Regions from separate parts of the Mus musculus genome. Here regions 1 and 3 are each linked to region 2. The links are chromatin loops, found by intact Hi-C in ENCODE. Cell type or tissue: heart. All regions are shown on one strand. Links, peaks and the distances in the headings refer to the core of each region. The heading gives the core; the rest is flanking DNA.

Region 1 (7,784 bases), core at 1,573-6,572, 140 kb before region 2:
GTCCCTCTTCCTGCATCCCAGTCTGTTTCTGGAGTTCATGGGTGACCGCAACTCCTCGGCGTGGACAGGCTGGCTCCTAGCTGTGCTGATGTTCGCGGCAGCCTGCCTACAGACGTTGTTTGAACAGCAGCACATGTACAGAGCCAAGGTCCTGCAGATGAGGCTGCGAACAGCCATCACTGGCCTGGTGTACAGAAAGGTGAGCGCCAGGGGCGGGAGTGTGAGCATCCATACGGCCTAGTCTCCTGTCCTCCTACCTCCTTGGTTAACGCTCTGTGATCGGGCCCTGATCTGGGTACCTTCTCCAATCTGTTAATTAAACAAGCAAGGGACAGTGACTTCCCCCTAAGTCTTTCTCTGGAATCCTGACTGTGAGAATAAGAGATATGTGTAGCTATGCAGTTCTGGCTGGGGGTGGCCCCAACCATCTGTCTCTGGCAAGTTGTTAAGACACTGTGAGATCTCTCCCAAGACAAGCTCCTCTCTGGCACCCCGGCTTCAGTCTTTTCCTTCTCCCAGCGTGGGGCTCCTGGGGAAATGGCAGTTTCCAGGTATCCATTGTTTCTCTAGCCTGCCTGTGCAGAGGAGGGACACAGGATAACCTGTAGTCCCGCCAGGATGCTTACATCCCTTGTGAGTCTCCAAGGCTTTGAGCTCAAGAGGAAACACAGCCTGCCCTGCAAGGCAGCCTTTGATCCTCAGAAGAGGGCTGACGTAACCTGACCCCCAGGGAGACGCCTTCTTGGCTCTTAGCATGGCTGCCCATTGAAAGGAACTATAAACATCTTTGAGCTCTGCTTCTGTCACTCAAACTCCAGCTGTGCCAACAAGCCTGGCTCCACTGAAGTTCTCAGGAGGCAGCAGGGGTGGGAAGTCCCCGTGGGTGGGGCTGCAGCTGGCCCTCTGTGAAGACTTGCAGAGTGGGGAGTTCTACACCTTGGATCACATTAACTCTCACACAGCACAGAGCAGGCAGGAAGAGCCAGTGTTCCTCACGCTGGGTCCTGAGACCTCAGTAGCTGGCAGATCAGAAGCCACTGGAGAAAGAGGCACTGGAGGCAGTAATGGTCAGGAAGGTCAGGCTGGGACAATCTAACACCCTGTCCTGTCTGTGCCATGCCTTAGGGGTCCTGAATTCCTGGCCTATGGGTCTCTGGCTCTGACTCTGACTCAGGGCAAGTTGCTTCGCTTCTCGGCGCCTCAGTTTCCTTAGCTGTAAAATAGGGTCCACATTGATCCTGGAATCACTTTTCACTTCTTAACAGCTGGTCCATGCAGTGTACCCACAGGCCTGGTTGCAGTCACCAGAGTGACCCCAGCATCAGTACAGTGTAGCCTGCATCTGTCCCTGACATCTGAGGAGAGGAGGCTGCTCTCAGCACAGACATGGGTATCCCTAGCACAGGGGGCAAATGAGCCCAGATCACCCGGGTCTAGCTTTCTGTAATTTTTACTTACAGTGTCCCCCCAGATCCCCATGCCCAACCCTGGGAGTTAGCTTGGGAAAGTTTACAGGTTCACTGCATAGGTGGTAAACTGAGGCTGGGCCTGCACTCAGTGCCCACTCCCATTCCTCCCTCCTCACATGTCCCTCTTCCTCACACCGGCCCAGGTCCTGGTCCTGTCCAGTGGTTCCAGAAAGTCCAGCGCAGCAGGGGACGTGGTCAACCTGGTGTCGGTGGACATCCAGCGGCTGGCCGAGAGCATCATCTACCTCAACGGGCTGTGGCTGCTCTTCCTGTGGATCTTTGTGTGCTTTGTCTACCTGTGGCAGGTGTGGATCTGGGCCTCCATATCCTCCTATTCCTCCTCCCCTCCCTCCTCCTCCTATTCCTCCTCTTCTCCCTCCTCCTCCTCTCCCTCCTCCCCTTGCTCCTCCTCCTCTCCCTCCTCCCCTTGCTCCTCCTCCTCTTCCTCCTCCCCTTGCTCCTCCTCTTCCTCCTCCCCTTGCTCCTCCTCCTCTTCCTCTTCCTCTTCTTTCTCTTCCTCCCCTCCCTCCTCCTCCTCCCTAAACCCAGTCTCCATCTGTAAATTGATACAAAGTGAAGAGTCTTAGAGTGACCTCTGCTCAGGTTCAAGCCCAGGCTAGCCCCCTCCAGCACTGAGTTCTTTCTCTTTCTCAAAATGCTGATGATAATGTGGATGAGTTCACTTTGGGGTTTTAGGTTGGTTCAGGTTGGGGTTTGGGTTTTTTGAGGCAAGACCTTGTGTAACCCTGGCTAGTTTCAAACTCATGACATAGCTGAGGCTAGCCTTGAGCTTCTATCCTCCTGCCTCCACCTTGTAAGTGCCTGATTACAGGCGTGTGCCCACCCAGATGGGATCCTTACTATTACCAATTCTCAGTGGGTTCTCGGGGAACTCAGTAGGCGAATCCGTTATGTTTTGGAGTGGCTGGTGCCGCTGAACCATGCTCACCAACACAAGGCTGAAACATAGTGCCGGGGAAGAATTGCCGCCACGTGCAGAAAGCACAGTGCCATGGCATCAGCCGGGAAACCTTTTCTTCCTTTTGCTTCATGATACAAAAGCATCTGCTATTATCACTATTATTGTTATTATTATTATTATTATTATTATTATTATTATTGGCTCTGGCTGTGCATGGACTGCTGCCTGGGTTTAAATCTTGCTCTTACCATTTACTTGCTGTTAAACGTCACACTACTAACTCACCCTCCCTGTGCTACAATTCCTTGGTTCTAAGAACAGAGGATAACTAAAAGCAGGCTCCTGGTTCTACATGGGTGAGACCCAGAGAACCTGACAGAGTTTATGCAGCCTCTGCCTGAGGGGCAGCCTCTGCCTGAGGGGCAGCCTCTGCCTGAGGGGCAGCCTCTGCCTGAGGGGCAGCCTCTGTCTGAGGGGCAGCCTCTGCCTGAGGGGCAGCCTCTGCCTGAGGGGCAGCCTCTGTCTGAGGGGCAGCCTCTGCCTGAGGGGCAGCCTCTGTCTGAGGGGCAGCCTCTGCCTGATGGGCAGCCTCTGTCTGAGGGGCAGCCTCTGTCTGAGGGGCAGCCTCTGCCTGAGGGGCAGCCTCTGTCTGAGGGGCAGCCTCTGTCTGAGGGGCAGCCTCTGTCTGATGCAATCACTTGGGTCCAGCGGGGCTCTGGGTATGGATTCAGGAATGGTAGACATGAATTTGAGAGCTTGAGAATATAAGCTGAGTTTAACAAGAAAGTCTATGTGGTTTGTGGGTGCCTTATTGGCATAGCCCAAAGGCCATTTTGAGCAATGCCTTTAACAGCCCTCTGCATCTTGCCTGTGACCAGGGTAAGATGAGGCATGAATTCCCCGATGTGGCATCGTGTTGGTGCTCTCAGAATCTGGGGAACTTAGTTTCCAACTTTTGGATTAGGTATTCTCGGGCTGTGTATCTAAGGTGCTTTGCACAGTACCTAGTGCTCACTTGCATAGTGTTGTTAGCTGCCATCTGATATGTGAGGGGAGCCATCACCACCATTGAAAGTTTCCTTATTTATCTCTGTGGTGCCTCGTGTATGCCATGCAAGCAGTTTTCCACTGAGCTACATCTTTGGTCCTTAAAAAACATATTTTCATATTTATATAACAATTATATAATATATAAATACTATATATTTATATATTATATTATATATAATATGTTATATATAATGTTATAATTTATATTATTACATATAGTACCATATGTTTTATGATATATTTATATAGTATATAATATATTATATAATATAGATATATTTATATACAATGTTTGTTTATTTATTTTATTTTTTACTTTTTTGGTTTTTTTTCGAGACAGGGTTTCTCTGTGTAGTTCTGGCTGTCCTGGAACTCACTCTGTAGACCAGGCTGGCCTCGAACTCAGAAATCTGCCTGACTCTGCCTCCCAAGTGCTGGGATTAAAGGCGTGTGCCACCACGCCCGGCTATATACAATGTTTATATATAAATATTTATATATATATTTTTTTTAATTTCAAGGCAAGGTCTCACTAAAAAGCTGGCCTTGACCTCGGTGTAAACACAGGCTGGTGTTTGTGCTTTTCCTGCCTCAGCCTCAGGAGTCGCTGCAATTAATGATGTGAGCTGTCATGCTCAGCTAGAAGTCTATTTGTGAACACTGACATTTGAATATTCCAAGGCTTACACACAGTAGGTGGTCAGCAAGCACACACAGGCATTCAAGCAGCACCTGTGTGCAGTGTTGAAAAGCTGGCCACTATCATAGGAAAGACAGGGAAGGAGGGAGGATGTGGTAAACAATTGGGAGCACTGAGCAGGCCAAGGCTGGTAATGATCAGAGACCACAGCAGCCACAGGTAACGCCCTGCACCCTGCCTCTGCCCTGGCACCAGAGGACCACCACGCTGCCCCAGGCTTACTAAGATGGTGGGTTGTGGGTGCTACGGCTAAATGAAAATATCCCGGAGGGTGACCTTACTACTTCAGGCTGCCAGTGGCTTTCAGGACAGTTCTCCACTGAGCCACTAGGTGGTGGAATAGTTGCATGAATAAACCAAACTGGCCCACTGTAGTCCAGAGATTAGAGATGAGAGAAACAGAGACTGGAGTTGGGGTGGAGGAAATCTCAGAAAAGCACAATAAGACTTTTTTTTTTTTTTAACATTTAGTCTGTTCCCACCACCATATCTCCTAGGTAACTAGACCAAAGGCACCGGCCCTTACAAGATTTCCCTGGTGGGAAAGATTAACAAAACACAGGTGTCAGGTTAACTGTGACATTTTAAATAAACTGAGTAATCACTCAGTATAACTGCTTCTCTAGTATTGCAGGAGACATTCTTACACTAAATACACACACACACACACACACACACACACACCTGCCCATATAGCTCAGAAACCACAACTTTGTAGATTTGTTTGTTAATGTGGTGACTGGTAACTCCCCACTAAGAGGTGGGATGGAGGGTAGATTAACAGCGAGCCCTGAGAGGTGGGTGTGGTGGCACATACCTGTAACAACTGAATTTGGGAGGTGAGGGAAAGAGGAGCAGGGGTTTAGGTCAGCCTCAGCAACAGAGAGTGTGCTGGCAAAATGGCTCAGGGGGCAAATTACTGTGCTTGCTGTCGAGGATGCAAGCCTGAAGACCCAAGCTGGGTCCTGAAGCCCATATAAATGTGGAAGGGGGAACTGACCCTACAACGTCATCTCCTGACCTCCACATGCGTGCTGTGACCATGTCACCTCAATAGATAATCATTCAAAAGGAGCAGGGATCGGGAGCCGACAAAGTACTTACTTAGTAAACATGGGGAACCAAGGGCAGACGCCCGTGACCTATATAAAAAGCCAGGCACAGCAGCACACGCCTGAATTCCCAACCCTGGGAAGTGGGGTGACCCAAACCCTTGGAGTCTCATGACACCCTGCCCTCTGTCCCCAGCTCCTTGGACCCTCTGCTCTCACAGCCGTTGCTGTCTTCCTGAGCCTCCTCCCTCTGAACTTCTTCATCACCAAGAAGAGGGGCTTCCATCAGGTTTGGCATTTGGGGATGCAGGCATCCTGGACAGAGGAACAACCATGGGTCTCTGGTTGGTGACAGAGATAGGGACAGGCAAGAGGAGGCTTTAGGTCTGTCCTTGTCCTGTGTTGCCAGACCTGTGACTCTTGGACAAGCCTCTGTTCCTTCTAGAGCGTGGCCCCTTCCCATAGTGGCCCCAAGCTGTTGTCCCTCAATGGCTCCTGACTCTGAGCCCCTTCACGCTCAGCCAGGGGGACGTGTGGCAGCCAAAGAAACCAAATCTCCTTTGCTGATATGGCTTAGTGTCGAAGCCTACGACCCCATCACGGCCTCTGTCACCTGATCTTGCTTCCTTCTTCTCCCCCTTGCCCACTCTGCTTCCCCACACAGCCATGCCTTGTCTGTCAAGCCCTGTCTCCTGCGTCTGCAGATTTTATCTCTACAGCACTTCTCCTAGCAGAGATCTCACAGCTGTGAGACTAGAAGCTTCAAAGCACTGAGGGCAGAGGTAGGCTCAGCGTCTCGGGCAGTAGGTGGCGTTTAGGACACCATAAGGGCTGGTGAGATAAAGACAGCAGGTAAAGACAGTTGCTCACAAGCCTGACCACCTGAATTTGATCCCACAGTCCACGTGGTGAACAGAGAGAACCAAATTGAGAAAGTTGTCCCATGACCTCTAAATGCCCCCTGCAGCACGCACATGCTTATGTGTATACAAAATAAATAAATGCACATGAAAGCAAAAGCGGTTGATCCAGGTGTAGTGGCACACACCTTTAACCCAGCATACAGGAGGCAGATATAGGGGGATCTTTGTGACTTTGAGACCGGCCTGATCTACATAGCAAGTTCCAGGCCAGCCAGGACTACTAGTGAGAAACTACCTCAAAGAGAGAGAGAGAAAGGGAGAGAGAGAGAGAGAGAGAGAGAGAGAGAGAGAGAGAGAGAGAGAGAGAGAGAGAGAGAGAGAGAGGAGAACAGGCCCCCGTCGTCATCCCAGTATTAGAGAGGCTGAGACAGGAGGATAGTTAGTTTGAGGCCAGCCTGGACTACACAGCAGACCCTGCACTGATGAAAGGAGAGGAGAGTGTTCAGGAAAGTCAAGGAAGATGAACTTGTTCCTCTTCACTGCCCCAACCACCCTCTGCTGTCACCCACCTCCCTGTCACCCACCCTCTTCTGTCACCCACCTCCCTGTCACCCACCTCCCTGTCACCCACCTCCCTGTCACCCACCTCCCTGTCACTCACCCTCTTCTGTCACCCACCTCCCTGTCACCCACCCTCTTCTGTCACCCACATCCCTGTCACCCACCTCCCTGTCACCCACCCTCCGCTGTCACCCACCCTCCGCTGTCACCCACCTTCCGCTGTCACCCACCCTCCCTGTCATCTACCTCCCTGTCATCTACCTCCCTGTCACCCACCCTCTGCTGTCACCCACCTCCCTGTCACCCACCTCCCTGTCACCCATCCTCTGCTGTCACCCACCTCCCTGTCACCCACCTCCCTGTCACCCACCCTCTTCTGTCACCCACCTCCCTGTCACCCACCTTCCTGTCACCCACCATCCCTGTCACCCACCTCCCTGTCACCCACCCTCCCTGTCACCCACCTCCCTGTCACTCACCCTCTGCTGTCACCCACCTCCCTGTCACCCACCCTCCGCTGTCACCCACCTTCCACTGTCACCCACCCTCCCTATCACCTACCTTCCTGTCACTCACCCTCTGCTGTCACCCACCTCCCTGTCATCCACCATCCCTGTCACCCACCCCCTGTCACCCATCTCCCTGTCACCCACCCTCCCTGTCACCCACCTCCCTGTCACTCACCCTCTCCTGTCACCCACCTTCCGCTGTCACCCACCCTCCCTATCACCCACCTTCCTGTCACTCACCCTCTGCTGTCACCCACCTCCCTGTCACCCACCTTCCTGTCACCCATCCTCTGCTGTGACCTCCCTGTCACCCACCCTCCGCTGTCACCCACCTCCCTGTCATCCACCTCCCTGTCACTCACCCTCCACTGTTACCCACCCTCCCTGTCACCCACCCTCTACTGTCACCCACCCTCCCTGTCACTCATCCTCTGCTGTCACCCATCCTCCACTGTCACCCACCCTCTTTGTCACCCATCCTCCCCTATCACCCACCCTCCCTATCACACACCATCTGCTGTCACCTTCCCTCCACTGTCACCCTCCCTCTGCTGTCACCCACCGTCCATTGTTACCCTCCCTCCACTGTCACTCACCCTCTTTGTCACCCATCCTCCCCTGTTACCCACCCTCCCTATCACATACTGTCCCTGTCACC
Region 2 (7,404 bases), core at 2,339-7,338:
CCCAGACATTGGAACACAAGCTGCCAAATTGGAGTTGCCTTGGAGACCCCAAGATGTTTGAGATGTCAGAGAATACCTTCTGAGGAAAGCTGCTAACAGGGAGTGGAACCAGCCAAAGAGAGAGTAGTTTTTTACAGTCGACAAAGATGAAAGAAGTTGGAGATCTGAAGAGTGCTTTGACATCAGACATGGAGATGCAGAGTTTGGAGTTTGGCCAGCTGGTTTTTTTTTTTTTTTTTTTTTTTTTTTTGGTCTTGCTTCAGTCCAGTATTTCCTCACTATGACATTTTGGAGTAGTAATATATATCCTGTGATGTTGGAGGTATGTGATCTGCTTTTTAATTTTGATTATATAGGGGATTATAGTTAAGTGATTAGATGAGTCTCAGAAGAGACTTTGAACTTTTAATATTGTTGAGACTGTTATATAGAGTATGGGACTTTTGAAGTTGGATAAATATATTTTGTATTACGCTATGGCTAGGCATGGCCCCCATAGACTCTTATGTTTTAACTGACTATGGGGCCAGGGAGTATAATGTAGTGGTTTGAATGTACTAGGCCAACTATTAGGAGGTAGCAACTACTAGGAGGTGTGGCCTTGTTGGAGAAAGTATATCACTGTAAGGGTGGCCTTTGAGACCCTCCTCCTAGCTGTGTAGGAGAGAGTCCTCTCCTGGCTGCAGTTGGATCAAGACATAGAACTCTTAGCTACTTTCTAACACCATGCTTCCTACCTTGATGATAAAGGACTGAACCTCAGAAGCTGTAAGCCAGCCTCAATGAAATGTTTGTCCTTTATAAGAGTTGACTTGGGCCGGCCGGGCAGTGGTGGCGCACGCCTTTAATCCCAGCACTTGGGAGGCAGAGGCAGAGGCAGGCAGATCTCTGAGTTCGAGGCCAGCCTGGTTTATAGAGTGAGTTCCAGGACAGCCAGGGCTACACAGAAAAACCCTATCTCAAAAGACAGAGAGAGAGAGAGAGAGAGAGAGAGAGAGAGAGTTGACTTGGTCATGGTGTCTCTTCACAACAATAAAAACTCAAAGGCACCTATACACATAAAAATGTTTAAGAAAAAATTTATGTGTATGTACGTTTAGCTTGCATATGTGGAGCCGACTACACAGCCCAGGCCGGTGCTGTACCCAGGAACCTGCTGTTATCACTACATGCTAGTTAGTCCACTGCACATGGCACGCCATCCTGTCATGGCTCCTTTCTGTGACTCCTATGAGGCCTGGAACCTGTGTCTTGTTCACCCCAGGGTCCTCAGCACCAGACACAGCTCCTGAACGGGGAAGGCGATGAGCCACCTAGGGTGAGTAGCTATGAAGGATGCCCACGTACAGCATAAGCCAACCTTAAGGGAGCACGGACAGCCACCTTGATGACCAGGTCATCACAGCCTCTGTGACGGCCTGCTCTCTGAAAGTCCCACCTGGGTTACTCGCTCGATCAGCAGCATGCCCGAAACCTCCCCTCTGAGAACACTGTCGGGTGGCAGCTGTGGCTTCTCCCCAGGTGTTTGGTTTTAAAGGAAGGAACTGAGAAAGACAGAACATGCTGGTAACAACCCAGGAACCTCTCTTACACCATGGGACACTAACTGGCTCCAGCTGTAATATTTCAAGGTGGGTCCAGCTATAATCCTCAGTATACATATGAGCAAACTAGGGCCCAAGGGCTAAGAGCCCACTCCCAGCAGCAGGATGCCAGGCCTAGTCCCTTGACTATCCTGACTCCTCCAGGCAGCCTTTCAAGAAATAGACCCATTAGGCTGACCAGCACTCGGCCCTCATCCCTGGAGGACCCTGGGGGACTGAAGCACAGCACAGCAAACACACACACACACACACACACACAGAGGCCTACTGCACTTTATCTTTTTGATATCTCAATTATTTTTTAATTTTTTTAGATTTACTTCATGTGTGCTACTGTGATTTTTTTTTTCCCTTTATTTTGTATGTATGTATGAGAAAGAGAGACTGACAGACAGACACTGACTCACAGGCCAGGCTGTCCTTGAACCCAAAGACCCACCGGCCTCTGCCTCCTGAGTGCTGGGTCAGGTACATGTTTTAAGTTAATGTGTATGAATGTTATGGTCACTCCCGGTGCCGTGGAGGTCAGGAAAGGGTACTGGGTCCCCTGGACCTGGAGCGAGACGACTGGGATCGAATATGTATGTGTATGTTAAAAACTGAACTACGTGCTTCTGAAATGCTCTTAATCATTTCTCTCCAGACCCATGAATTTAAGATCTGTTTTTATTTTTATTTTTGTGTATGTCTGTATAAGTGAATGCCACATATACACTGGGTGCCTGTGTAGGATAGAAAGAAAGCACAGGACCCCTGGACCTAAAGTGACCAAATTCTGCAGGGAATACTCTTAACTGCCGAGCTGTCTCTAGCCCCGAATCTGAACTTTATTTTGTTTTATTTATTTTTATTATTAATCATTCATTCATTCGTTTTGGGGGGCAGGGTCTCACTGTGTGTTCTTGGCTGAGATCTACCTGCTTCTGCCCCAGATTGAAGACAGGCACCGGGAGAGCGATGGTGGTACAGGCTTGTACCCCTCCCAGCTCTTGGGAGGCTGAAGCAAGAGTATTGGTTTTAACTGATGGCTATTCTGGCCTACACAGCAGAATCATGTCTTAAAAGTTATTTTCCCCTCTTAGAGTGCACTATTTACTAGCACAGACTCAGAGAACAGAAGACAGTCACCCTCTCTGCCTATCCCACCTTAGTGAGTCTCCGAACCTGGGAAATGAGTCCAGTAACCCCAAGCTGGCTGCGGTAGGGAGTAACTCGACGGTTTAGGTAATGCCCATGCAGCACAGTGGTAGTGGCCCATTTGCAGGCAGGGTCTAGCTGGGCTCCCAGCACGACAGCCACCCTCCCTCTGCTGCTTCAGGGGCCCATGGGCCTAGGCTGACTTTAGCCTGCACAGTGCTTTTACTCACACATTTTGAGCTTTGCACAGTGGGAGTATCATAGTCAATGAAGTTTATCCAAGGTGCAATTATTGCTAATTGAAAACTTTTCTCCTGGTCTGGTCTACAGAGCAGACAGGGCTACAGAGAAATCTCATCTCAAAAACAAACAAAAAAGAAAAAAAAAAATTTTTTTTCCCAAATACCCCACCATGACAATCTCCATGGTGACTTAATAAGAGGGAAAGAAAAAGAAATGTATCTTGAATATGTAGCTAAAACATTAAAGCTAGATCTTGTCCGAGGACTCCCAAACTTCAGCTTCTGCTGAAAACCGCAGCCTGTCTGACCACGCAGGGGCGGCTCCCTGTAAGATGGGAGTGGGCTGCAAAGGGGAGGGGCTCCAGCTAATGACTCCCACCAGCCCATGAGGCAAGAGTTGAACACATACAGACCCAACCAAAACACCAAAGGGTTAAAAATCACAACACCCACCAGCTGGAGGTGGAAGTACCATAGAGACTAGCCAGGTCCTCAGCAAATGCTAACCAGTCCTTTCCCATCTCAAACCAGACCACTTCAAACACATTAACCTCCCATCACAGCTGAGAGGGCTGGAGCGCTCAGTGGTGCACAGGGCCTAGGCTCCATCCTGCACCTTACAGAAGGATGCTAAGAGGCAGGGACTGACTTCCTCTTGTCCTTTTGGTTGTGTGTCCTTTTAGCCATCTATCCATCCCCTCATTTCCCCATTTTACAAAAAGCCCAGGTGTACACTGGTCCATAGTCCCACCACTGTCCAGCTGAAGAAGCAAGCTTCCAGTCCCTGTACCTCAGCTCCAGAGTCTCTGCATATAACCACCAGGCAACCCTGAACCCAGTGACCCTCTCATGACCATTTTACAATGGGGAAACTGAGGCAAAGAGGCTGAAGTCATTATAGTAGAAATTGGGGCTCCCAACCAGGGGAGATAACAGACAGCTATAATCCAAGCAGTGAAGCAAGAGGACTGTAAGTTCTAGGCCAGCCCCTATCTTAGAAAACCAATAATTGACAGTGCCTCCAGAAGAAAGCACCGGCCTCGCATGCATAAGACCCTAGACTCTATCTCCAACACTTCCTGAGAGGAAAAAAAAAACAAACTAAAAATAGGATGTGTAACTGGGATTTAAACTCACGTGGCCCCACCGCAGAGCTCTGCTTGCCATTCCTAGCCCTCATCAGCCCAGCTCTTGCTGGACTAGGTGCCCTTGGACATTCAGACGACTTAAGGGGTGCCACTCTAGACGCCAGGTACATTAACTGCTCAGAGCAGCAAATGGGATGCTGGGTTGTGATTATGTTCACAGTGTCTGCCACCGACGAACTTAGGCCTTAGCAAGCTGTGTAGAGGAAGACACCTGACAGGGCCTCCTGTCAGATACTCTGCCTCTACCCAACCACCACACAGGCCCAGCAGAAACCTACCTCCAGAGGGGTGAAGTCATGGTTGACCAGGAAAGCCAAAATAGCAGTAGGAACGACGAGGAACTCCACCCGGAAAGTGTCGTGGTTGCCATCATAAGTAGCTTTGAACTTGCTGTAGATCATCCACACCGTGGTAAAGGAACAAGCTATGTAGACCACCTGATAAGAGGGTAACAGGGCATCTCAGCTCACAGGTAGGGCCTCAGGTCACGGTGAGGGAGAGAGAAATCATGTTCCCCAGCCACCTCCCTCAGACCATATGTCTAGGCCCAAGCCTCTTTGGTGACTCCTCCCTGATCCCTGGCCTGGAACCCTGCCACAGGGGGCTGACTGCAACTCTACCTTCATGCAGGTGTTGTAGAGTGAAATGTAGTTGGTGAACAGGTCCAGATATCGGGCAGTGAACACCACAGCAAACAGGACTTGGCTCTTCCCTGAAATGCCTGGTTGAGACAGAGAACGAAGGGCAGGGTGGAGGGAGCTGGAGGTGGGCTACTTGGGGCAATAATAAACTAACATGCAGCGCCTGGGCCAGCCGGCTGGAGCTCTAGACCACAGCGATTCCCCAAGGCCTTTAAGCCTGAGCTCGGCCCTTTTTCCACCATCCACAGGCAGGGGGCAGCCGGCTCCAAAAATACTAGAGACCGAGGCTCTATCCCAGGCTAGGCCTCGCCGGTCCTTCTGTCTCCCTCAGGTCCTCCTGACAGTCTAGACCTACACTGGGACCTAGGGAGAGCCCTGCCTGACTTCAGCCTCCCAGTCGGTCACCTTCCTCCCGCTCCCTTCCTGGCCTTCCACAGTCCACGTCACCAACTCCCAGCCACCTCCCCGCCTGCCATGGCTCCTGGTTCCCAGCCCCGGAACACCCAGAGCTGTCCCAAAGGGTGCTGCAGAAGGTTGAACTGAACGCCCGAAGCCACCCCCACCAAACTATGTGTACCCCTTAGTCTAGGGAAAGGAGCTGACCCCCTGGTGACCCTAGAACTAGAAAAGTGATCCCCAGCAGGCAGTCCGGGAGGACTCTGACCTGCCGAGCTCCAGCCTTCCCGGTGCCCCAGAGCGGCCCGCTCCCGCCCCCTCTCCGCGGGGGGGCCTCTCACCCGCACACGATCGGGACTTCCAGATTTTGAGCAGTAACAAGATGATAGCTAGGAGGTGGGAGAGGTCTCCCAGGAATCGGAAGAGGTTCATGACTGGGGGACTCGGGCAGGGCTGAGCTGGGTGGGGGGGGAGGCTGGCCGGCCGGGCTGCCCCGGAGCTGCGGTGCTGCTGGGTTGAGGGCGGGAGAGAAGCCCTTCGGTAGCTCAGCTCCGGGGAAGGGGCTCTGGAAGGTGAGCCGAGGCCGGAGCTGGTGGTAAAGCTGGCTGGGAGAAAAGGGAGGAGGGCCGAGGTGGGAAGGGAGGAGTCTGAGCTGTAGCGCCACCCCAAGGGCGGGTTGACTGTCTGGCGCCCTCTGGCGCCTGCAACCTGCTTTGCAGAGTCGTATCGAATAAGCCTACTAACTGATGGAAGGGTCTTTAGGGTCCCACATTCCCAGGTGCCTTCTCTTTAGTAAGGAACTGTAGAGAGTTCGTCTAACCTCTGCCCTTAAACAGGAATCCTGAAGTTTGAGTTCTGAATCTAAAGATCCTAGTGCTGTGTTGGGTGATGGTGTAGCCTGTAATCTTAGTACTGGGAGGATGAAGCAGAGGGACCCCCCAGTTCCAGGCCTAGGGCTCCACAGTGACAGTCTATTCCTGCACAAATTATTAATACTAATAGTAACAACAACAAGAATCCTGGAGATTAAGAGGGTAGACTTCTAGCTTTGTCTGTGATCTCTAGTCCCAATTCAGTTAGAAAACCCAGGCCCCACTGCCACACACTCGGGGATCCTGACTGAGCCTACCGCCTCTACAATCCTATCCCCAACAATTACTTTATTGCTCAACATTCTGACCTGGGAATCTACACCCATAACTCCATCCTCCTTCTAAGACCCAAAATGCCAGGTCCTGGCTCTTTCAGAAACTGTCATGACCCGAGTCTTCCCAGGTCTTAGGGCACGAGAAGCAGGGCTCCAATCGACTGCTACAGGCCTAGGTCCCAGCGCCTCTACACATTCATATTCTCCCTCTCTCTTCCCCTCCTCCACCTCTCTTTCTCCACCTCCAACTTCCATTCTCAGGGACCCGGGAATCCTGAAGCACACTCCTCCCAATGTTAGATACTAAGGACTGTCCTACCAGAGGCAAGATGGACAGGTGACTTTATGGGACCTCAGAACCTCAAAAGTAGGGTTATAGTTTAGGATTACTGTGTCTGTGACAAAGGAAGCAGTTTTCCTCCAGGGAATTGTGTACTCAGAGCTGTGAGAGACTAGTCCCTCACTCATCAAGTGGTCCCTCAGTGAGGAACTTGCTCAAGACCTGGCCCCCAGGTATGATCGAGAAGGACTAAGGGAGAATCTGTGGTCTTCGAAAGGAGGGCTGTTATCTAAATTCCTGCTTCTGAGAGAACAGGGCCAGGCATTGGACCCCAAATCTGAAATAGAAGATCCACAACTTGGAATCCAGGGATTCTGGACCCCTGGTTTGGAGGGAGGATGGCTGGGATCTAACCCCTAGGTCACAGAAAATGGTGCCAGAGTCTGGCCACCTAGGCCTGAAAGAAGAGGGTCGAGTATGGACATCTAGGTCTGAGGGAGGAGGGGACTGGGAGCCTAGCCCCATAGGTTTAAGGGGAGGGCTACAGTCTGAGGTAGGAGAACTGGGATCCAGCCCCATCCGTCTAGAGGGAAAGAACTAGGGTCTAGTCCCTTGGGTATGAGGGAGGTGGGCTGGCATCTGGACAACTGGGTCCAAGGGATAAGGGACTTGGAGTCTAGATTCCTGGCTCCAAGAGAGACAGCATGCATCCTGTCTTTGCAGCCATAAAATTCACAGGCTGGGTCTTAGTATGGCGGGTGCTGAAGTGCAGAAGAGGGAAGGGGCAAGTGACAGTGACCCCAGCCCTC
Region 3 (7,784 bases), core at 1,573-6,572, 51 kb before region 2:
GTCAAACTGACCCATTCCCATCCCAGCTGTTCTGGCTTAAGGATGCCCCCTGGTCTAAAACACCTGGGACTAGAGAAAGAGGCTCCCTCCTAGCTTTCTGTTGGACTGCAGTGGCCTCTCTCCTACTATCCTCTGGGCTTCACCCAGCCTCCCACTCATCTCCCTACAAAATCCTCAAGGACTTCCTACACCCAGAATGGTCCCTTCCTTCCTCTTAGATGCCTCAGTCTAAGGCCAGAAGAGCCTGCCATACCCATCTGTCTTAGTTAGGGTTTCCATTGCTGTGAAGAGACACCATGACCAAGGCAACTCTTAAAAAGGACATCATTTTATTGGGGCTGGCACACAGGTTCAGTACATTATCATCATACCAAGAAGCATGGCAGCATCCAGGCAGGCATGGTGCTGGAGGAGCTGAGAGCTCTACATCTTGTTCCAAAGGCAAACAGGAAAAGACTGACTCCCAGGCAGCTAGGAGGAGGGTCTCAAAATCCACCCCCACAGTGACACAAGTCCTCCAACAAGGCTATACCTACTCCAAGAAGGCCACGCCTCCTAATAGTGCCACTCTCTGGGCCAAGCATATTCAAACCACCACATTCTACTCTCTGACTCCCCTAGGCTTGTTCAAACACATGATTCTATGGGGACCACACCTAGACACAGCATGACACTAAAACATTTAGTCCAACTAGAAATGTCCCCATAGTCTATAACAGTCTCAACAATGTTAAAAGCCTGAAGTTCAAAGTCTCGTCTGATGTGCATCCAATCACTTAACTGCAATCCCAAAGCAAGATCAAAAGCCAGCTGGGCAAACTCCAAACTCTACATCTCTATGTCAAAGTGTTCTTCAGATCTCCAACTCTTCTCTGCTTTGTTGACTGCAACAAACTTCTTTCTCCTGGGCTGGTTCCACTCCCTGTTAGCAGCTTTCTTCAGAAGGTATTCCCTGGCATTTCAAACATCTTGGGGTCTCCAAGGCAACTTCAACTTTGCAGCTTCTTGTTCCAATGTCTGGGATCCCCACATGATCTTCTGGGCTCCTCCAAAGGGCTTGGATCACATCTCCAGCTCTGCTCTCTGTAGCACTCTAGGCTCTGGTTGACTCCACTCCATTGCTGCTGCTGTGCTTGGTGATCATCCCATGGTGCTGACATCTCCAATACACTGGAGTCTTCTGCTGTAACTAGGCTTCACCAACAGCCTCTCATAGGCTCTCTTTATGGTGCCAAGCCTCAAATTCTTTGCATGACCCTTTCAGTCCTGGTCAGTCAACCGCATCTGAGGTTGCACCTTCACCAATGGCCTTCCAAGGTCTCTCACAGTGCCAAACTGCAGCTGCTCTTCATGACCCCTTCATGCCTTCAAAACTAGTACCACCTGGGTGACTCTTACACATTACCAAGTCTAGCTACCAGCACAAGGTACAACCTCGGCTATCTCTGGAACACAGCTTTTTTGTGCTCTCAGAAAACACTTCCCAGAAGATTTCACCTCAATGATGCTGTCCTCTTCTTCTTTTTTTTTTTTTAAAGATTTATTTATTATATGTAAGTACACTGTAGCTATCTTCAGGCACACCAGAAGAGGGTGTCAGATCTCATTACGGGTGGTTGTGAGCCACCATGTGGTTGCTAGGATTTGAACTCGGGACCTTCAGAAGAGCAGTCAATGCTTTTACCCACTGAGACATCTTGTCAGCCCTGCTGTCCTCTTCTTAAGCACCACTAATTTCTTAGCCCCAGCTAACCAGCATCAATTGTCCCAGTAGTCCCTTCTAGTCTTGACTCTAAAGCCAAAGCCACATGTCCAAAGCTGCCCAGTCCTACTGCTTGCAGAGGCTGAAGCATGTCCCCTTGTTCTATTACATTATCACCAGCTTTCTGTTTTCTAACTCCTTCAGTGCCAAAGCTTAGTGGTTTTGAAACTTGCTCTGTAGACTGACCTTGAACTCAGAGATCTGCATGGCTCTGTCCCCTGAATGCTGGGATTAAAGACCTGTGCCACCGTGCCTGGACTTAAGCTTTTCTTTATCTGGAACTTACTGTGTTCCAGGCTGGCCTTGAACTCAGAGATCTGCTTGCCTCTGTCTCCTGGGATGAAAGGCAGATAGCACCAAGGCTGGGCCTAAGATTTCATGGTCACTACGCCTCAAAATCTGGATCCACAAGTATGCCCTCAATTTCTGGATTGTAGTTCATGCCAGATTAAAAGCCCAAATGAAAACAATAACCAGGTAATAACATCTAACATGACATAACTATTCCTTGTTCAACTGCAAACACAAACAGTCAGCTTCGTTAGGTGAGATTGTGCCCTGAAGTCACCACTCCCTTCATCTGCTTATTCCTTGAGCACAAGATTCAGCTCCATTTCACTTCCTGGTGTCCCTTTATCACCTGAATACACAATTAATAAAAATTTTGAAATTTTTCTTTTTAAGCTTGCTATGGTTGATCAAAATGTTCTTCATGAGAGTGAACCAGAGGACAAAGTCTGTGCTGGGCTTTTCTGAGACTTCCTTTGTCAATGCAATTTAATCTGATTCTCTTCACTTTCGCCTTAGCCTCAGGCAGACTCTTCAGAAAAAAAAGGGCAAAAGTCAGTCACATTCTTCACCAAAATACCACAAAAAAAGTCTCTAGGCCATATACTCACATTCTTCTCTGAAAGCTTTTGAGCCAGGCCCCCACAGTTCAACTCATCCTCAGCACCAATGTCTTCTATGTTCCTACCAGGATGGCCCTTGAAGCCCCACTAAAAGCATTCCACTGCGTTCCAAAACGTCCCCAAATCCACATTCCTCCAAACAAAATCATGGTCAGACCTAGCAAAGCTATACCCCACTCCTGGTACCAATTTCTAGCTTAGTTAGGGTTTCCATTGCTGTGAAGAGACACCATGACTAAGGCAACTCTTATAAGGACAACATTTAAATGGGGCTGGCTTACAGGTTCAGAGGTTCAGTCCATCATGGCAGCATCCAGGCAGGCATGGTGCTGGAGGAGCTGAGTTCTATATATGTCTTTTTCCAGAGGCAAACAGGAAAAGACTGACTCCCAGGCACCTAGAAAGAGGGTCTCAAAGCCCACCTCCACAGTGATACACTTTCTCCAACAAGGCCATACCTACTCCAACTAGCCACACCTCCTCATAGTGCCACTCCCTGGGCCAAGCAGATACAAACCACTACACCATCCTTTCAATCTTTCCTACCAGCTTCCCACCCTCAGCTGAGAACTGACCCAAACCATGTCCACACTCCTACCCCAGCCACCCTAGCCATTTTTTTTTTTTTTTTGAGACAGGGTTTTACTATGTAGGGTTTTACTATGTAGCCCTGGTTGGTCTCAAACTATCTCCGCCTCCCCAGCAGAGATGAAAGATGTGTGCCGCCACACCAGTCCTTTTCTCTTTCTGTTTTAGTGTAGGAAGGTCCCAAGGGAGTTGCTTTTCTTCTCCCACCCCCTGGGTTCCCGAGTGGCACTCAGGCCGTCAGTTTGGTGCCAAGAGCCTTTACTAGGTAAGCCATCTCACGGGTCCTCCCCTAGCTCTCTTCTGGATGTTCTGGACCCCATTCAAACCACTCCTGAAGTCCAATGTCTGCCTAGACATCCCACTGCCTGGCTTGGCCCCACCACAGGCCAAGATCCCCCTGTTTGGGCTCGAATCTGCCCCCAGGAGAGGGCGCTCCTGGGAGGCCTCCCACCCCTGGCTCTGGAACTTGAAGAAGCTGAGAACAGAAAAGGAACTTCGGAGGAGATGGGGAATCATGAATTACCTGATCCCTCCAGGAAGATCTCGCTTCCTTCTTCGGAGCGGGCGCTCCTGGTGGGTGGACCCAAACGCATCCTCGACATAGCGGTGGAGCTCCTGCAAGGGCACACCAGCCTCAGAGAGCGCAAGCCAGCGCACAGAGCGACCAAACAGCACTGCGGCCTCTCTGAGCCTCGACCCTTCAAGGACTACTGGGATATCGCTCACCCCAAAAACACACAATCTGGACCCTGCGGCTTGACTCAGACTCGGTCCCTGGGCAGCTTCTCCGCACCTCGGAACCCCGGCCGGATTGGGGTGGGGTGGGAGGCGAGGTCAAGGTTCTACCTGCTTGAGTGCCTGACCAGTCGCTGTAGCTCCACTCTCACTGTTGTAGTCTGGTTACTGGGGAGACAAGGGGCCAATAAGGCCTGAGGACAGCGGAAGGGGCGGGCAGGAGAGATCAGTGGAAGACTCAGCCAACTTTAGTCTTGGACCCAGAGGAGGCCAGGCCAGAGCAGGGGCAGGCCAGAAGACGGGCCTGAGTGGGCGGGGGCAGGGCTGAGAAGACCCTAGAGAACAGCGGTTCTCAACCAGTGAGTCGCGACCCCGTTGTAGCCTCCAACGACCTTTTCACAAGGAGTCACCAGAGACCATCGGACAACACAGATGTTTGCATTACAATACATAACTGTAGCAAAACTACAGATATTTATGAAGTAGCAACAAAAATAATTTTACGGTAGGGCGGGTAAACACAACATAAAGAACTATATTAAAGGGACGCAGCATTAGAAAGGTTGAGAATCCCCGCCATAGAAAGAGCCAGGGGAGTCAAGGGAGTGGAGGTTAGGAGAGCGGGGAAGGGGAGGAGCATAGGTAGGATCAAGGGCGGAGCCTGGGGAAGATCTCATTGTAAAAGGGGAGGGGAGAAAGTGTAGTACTAAGAGGCGGAGCCAGAGGCTGTTAATAAAAGGAGGAGGGGCTCGGATGCTATAAGGGGCAGGATTGCAAGCAGAGGGTGGCATCAGTCCTGTACAGAGCGTTAACTATAGGGGAGAGATGCTCACGGTCTGTAAGGGGCGGGGACTAGAAGGGAGCGGCCGGCGAGTTTAGTGAGAAGGCGGGGCCTTGGGTTTGGGGGCGGGGCGGGCCCTGTTATTTAAAAAGAGCCAAGCGAGGTGCTGGAGATTGACTTGAATGCCTGGGAGGGACACTCGTGGGGCTCGGGACTATGGGCAGTGGAAACTGAAGGGAAACGTTTAGAAGACTAGACTTTGGGACTAGGCAGGGTCCTTCGGGGTCCAAGAAGTGCGTGCCTTGGACTGGTTATTTGGGAAATTCATGGTTTGGAGGAACGCTCACCACGATCTCAGTTCCTACACAGGTTCACTACGCATGCGCAACCAACGGTTTGGGGCCACGCAGGGCAGAGCCGGAAGTGGGAGTGGGCGGAACCTCCAGCGGTCCCATCTGGCCAAGCTCTTCATCCCACGTGGTCCTCTTGCAAGCGGGCTGTGGACGCCACTGCCTGAAGGCTGGGTGTGCCCGACGCCTGCGGTTTCCTGTGGGAGGAAGTGCTGCGATGCCGCGCTCCTTAGAGGCTTGGGCAGGGGAGATCCCACCACCCCTACCTCTAGTGTCTCCAGATACTTCCACTTCTATTGGGCACTATTGTTGGGGATTCCCTAAACGCCTCCCCTAGGCACCCCAAGTACCGAACTTTTTCAACTCTCAAGGAATATTAAAACATCCCAGCTGGCTTCTCAGCCAGTGGAGCTTCCTTGCTCCTGGTCCACACTCCTCCCAGGCCTGGGATGCAGCCTCCTGTCCCTGCAATCATGGAGAAGTACAAGCTTCCATCCCAGCCCCCCAATTTTGTCCTCAGTGACCCACTCTCTACTCTCTCCAGGGTCAGAGTTAGACTTCCCCTTGTTTCTGTCCCCCTCCTCCATCCATCCTCATTTAAGATTCCAAACTTTAGCTTCCGGACGCACTGGCCTCAAGTCTTTGCCCTTTCTCCAATTACTAGAGCCAGAGTTCCCTCGACTCCACTCGGGGCTCCAAAGCCCGCTCTAAGTTGTACAGTATTACCAGGCACTGCTCTAGATCTAAGCTAGCCGCGATGCTATCCCTCTTTTACAGATGAAGGAAAATAGTGGAGACGTCATCAGTAACGCCTATGGTCACACTGCCAATGGATGCTGCAGAGGCTGTGCTGTGTGGTACCCAGCTCCCAGTCTCGCAATCCCCAAGCCAGCTGGTCACTCACCCCTGCAGGCTTAGGTCATCACACCCAGCTCTAGCACCATCATCCAGATCCCCAGCCCTAACTTCATCAGTCCTAGTTCATCACCCACAGCCCCTAACTCTGAGAATAAATGATAGTTCACACTATAACCCTGGGACTAGAGTGCTGTGAGAATTCTAATGGCCTCCCACAGCACTTACAGTAAAATCCTGATTCCTCCATGACTTCCAAGTGAATCCTCTGCTGTCCCGCTCACCACACCCTACGCTCTCTGTGCTCCAGACACACTGGCCATTCTGTCTGCTCTCCAAACGGCCAGCGTTTCTTCTCAAAGCTTGGGACATTTTCTCCCTAGTATCCAAATGACTCAGGTCAAATAGCACCTCCTCCAAGAAGCTTTCCAGGATTATCCTTTTTAAATTAGCATCTGCCCACCTAGTCATTATTGCCATCCGTCTATTTTCTTTATTGACTGTGTATTATACCCACTATATAGATTAGCAAACTGAGGCCCAAGTAAGTGAAATAATCTATCCCAGGCCACACAACCATGGAATGGCAACATTGGCATTCTTTAAAGCTATATCCTGCTCCTTCCCGTAATTTCATACTTTTTGTCCTGCCATGAGCCAGCCCAAAGTTTGATCTGTGTCACAGGATCTGGCCTTCTACAGATTCTTGTGTCATCTACTCTGCCCCAAACTTCATCAAAGAGAGCAGGCATCCAGTCCAAGAAGGTAACATGCTCCACCCCAGGGCCTCAAGGACTTCTCATCTGAGCCCTGAAAGGAGGTCCCAGAACATGCCTTCTGTGTGACTGGGTGGGCAGAGAATAAGGAACCAAGATTTCGTGCCCTCCCCTGACTGGAGACCTCAGCTGGGCGAGGCTAAAGTGGATATAAAAGGGTTGGTATATATTGAGAGTCGAGAGAAGCAGAAAACCACCAGAGGAGAGAGAGAAAGGGAGGGAGGGAGAAGGCAGACGGAGAAGGGTGGGTATTAAAGGGTGGGAGGAAGGCGGTGAGGGAGGCGGGGGCCTCAGAGTGGAAGGAGGGAGCAGAAGGGCGGGGCAAGAGGCCCAACGAGGACAGACTCCAACTCTGACTTCTTCAGCAACTCTCGGTAAGTTTTTCAATCCGTTATTCAGATGGGGCTTTATTTACTGGGCGGCATGGCACCATGGGCGGGGCACCTTAGGCAGGAAGAGACCCTCCACTCTTAGCTCCAGAGGAGACTGGTAATTGAAGAACTGATCTCTCAGCCTTTGTAGTGGGAATACAGGAGAGCTTAGAGCTGTCTATGAGACTTGTCCCAACAGAGCCCACCATGAAGAATGTCCTGTGGCTTCTCCCTGGGGTCTTCCACTCCCTTCTTAGATGAAGGGGTGCAGGAGGGCTCCCAGGGCTGGCTGAGTTCTCTGGACACTGAAGGGTGGTAGGAGGTGGTCTCTCCACTCAGACCACACCCTCCCTGCTGCAAATCCACCTCCCTGAGTGTCTAGAGCCGGGGTCTGCAGTCAGGTCGGGTGAGGACCAGAGACTCAGCCAGAGGCTGGCATTTCCCTGGTGTTGGAGGGAGGGGGGATGAGTCACTCGTGACTCACTCCAGGAGAAAGAAGAGAGTCAGTGAGTCAAGGATGCCTGTCCCGGGGGCAATTCCTGCTCCTGATGGTTCATATGGAGACCCACACGGCCCAGGGACAGAGTGTTGAAGATGCACCAGCTCACTGTTAGTCCTGCCCGTTCCTCTGTCTCCCAAAAGTCCATCTAGGACA

What was found. Peaks named below come from ENCODE experiments on the same cell type or tissue, not always from the same donor. Only the 100,000 strongest peaks of a DNase experiment are listed, where the experiment ranks them.
Region 1: it touches region 2 in a loop (7-fold over the local background); 18 of 42 quality-filtered maps call a loop at or near these places.
Region 3: a loop joins it to region 2, with 5 times the contacts of the local background. A loop is called at or near these places in 24 of 42 quality-filtered maps.

What each region holds. Positions count from the first base shown.
Region 1 is chr7:46,006,484-46,014,267 of GRCm38, reverse strand. It overlaps Abcc6 (ATP-binding cassette, sub-family C (CFTR/MRP), member 6), which reads left to right. Exons shown (of 31, transcript NM_018795.2): 9 at 22-199; 10 at 1,613-1,774; 11 at 5,390-5,482. Among named protein-coding and RNA genes, the nearest start is that of Abcc6, 20 kb to the left of the region's middle. In heart, for the core only: a CTCF peak has its summit at 4,459 (motif pointing right); no DNase peak of the experiment used is centred there; H3K27me3 peaks cover 853 bases.
Region 2 is chr7:45,871,207-45,878,610 of GRCm38, reverse strand. It overlaps Kdelr1 (KDEL (Lys-Asp-Glu-Leu) endoplasmic reticulum protein retention receptor 1), which reads right to left and starts at 5,771. Exons shown (of 5, transcript NM_133950.2): 1 at 5,510-5,771; 2 at 4,752-4,852; 3 at 4,410-4,568. The coding sequence starts at 5,600. In heart, for the core only: a CTCF peak has its summit at 5,011; DNase peaks (open chromatin) are centred at 4,770, 5,340 and 5,800; H3K4me3 peaks cover 2,724 bases; H3K27ac peaks cover 1,789 bases; H3K27me3 peaks cover 1,004 bases.
Region 3 is chr7:45,920,590-45,928,373 of GRCm38, reverse strand. It overlaps Ccdc114 (coiled-coil domain containing 114), which reads right to left and starts at 4,159. Exons shown (of 15, transcript NM_001364168.1): 1 at 3,988-4,159; 2 at 3,785-3,876. The coding sequence starts at 3,854. It overlaps Emp3 (epithelial membrane protein 3), which reads left to right and starts at 6,948. Exons shown (of 5, transcript NM_010129.2): 1 at 6,948-7,132. In heart, for the core only: a CTCF peak has its summit at 3,680 (motif pointing right); DNase peaks (open chromatin) are centred at 4,203, 4,903, 5,223, 5,963 and 1 weaker place; H3K4me3 peaks cover 2,323 bases; H3K27ac peaks cover 2,718 bases.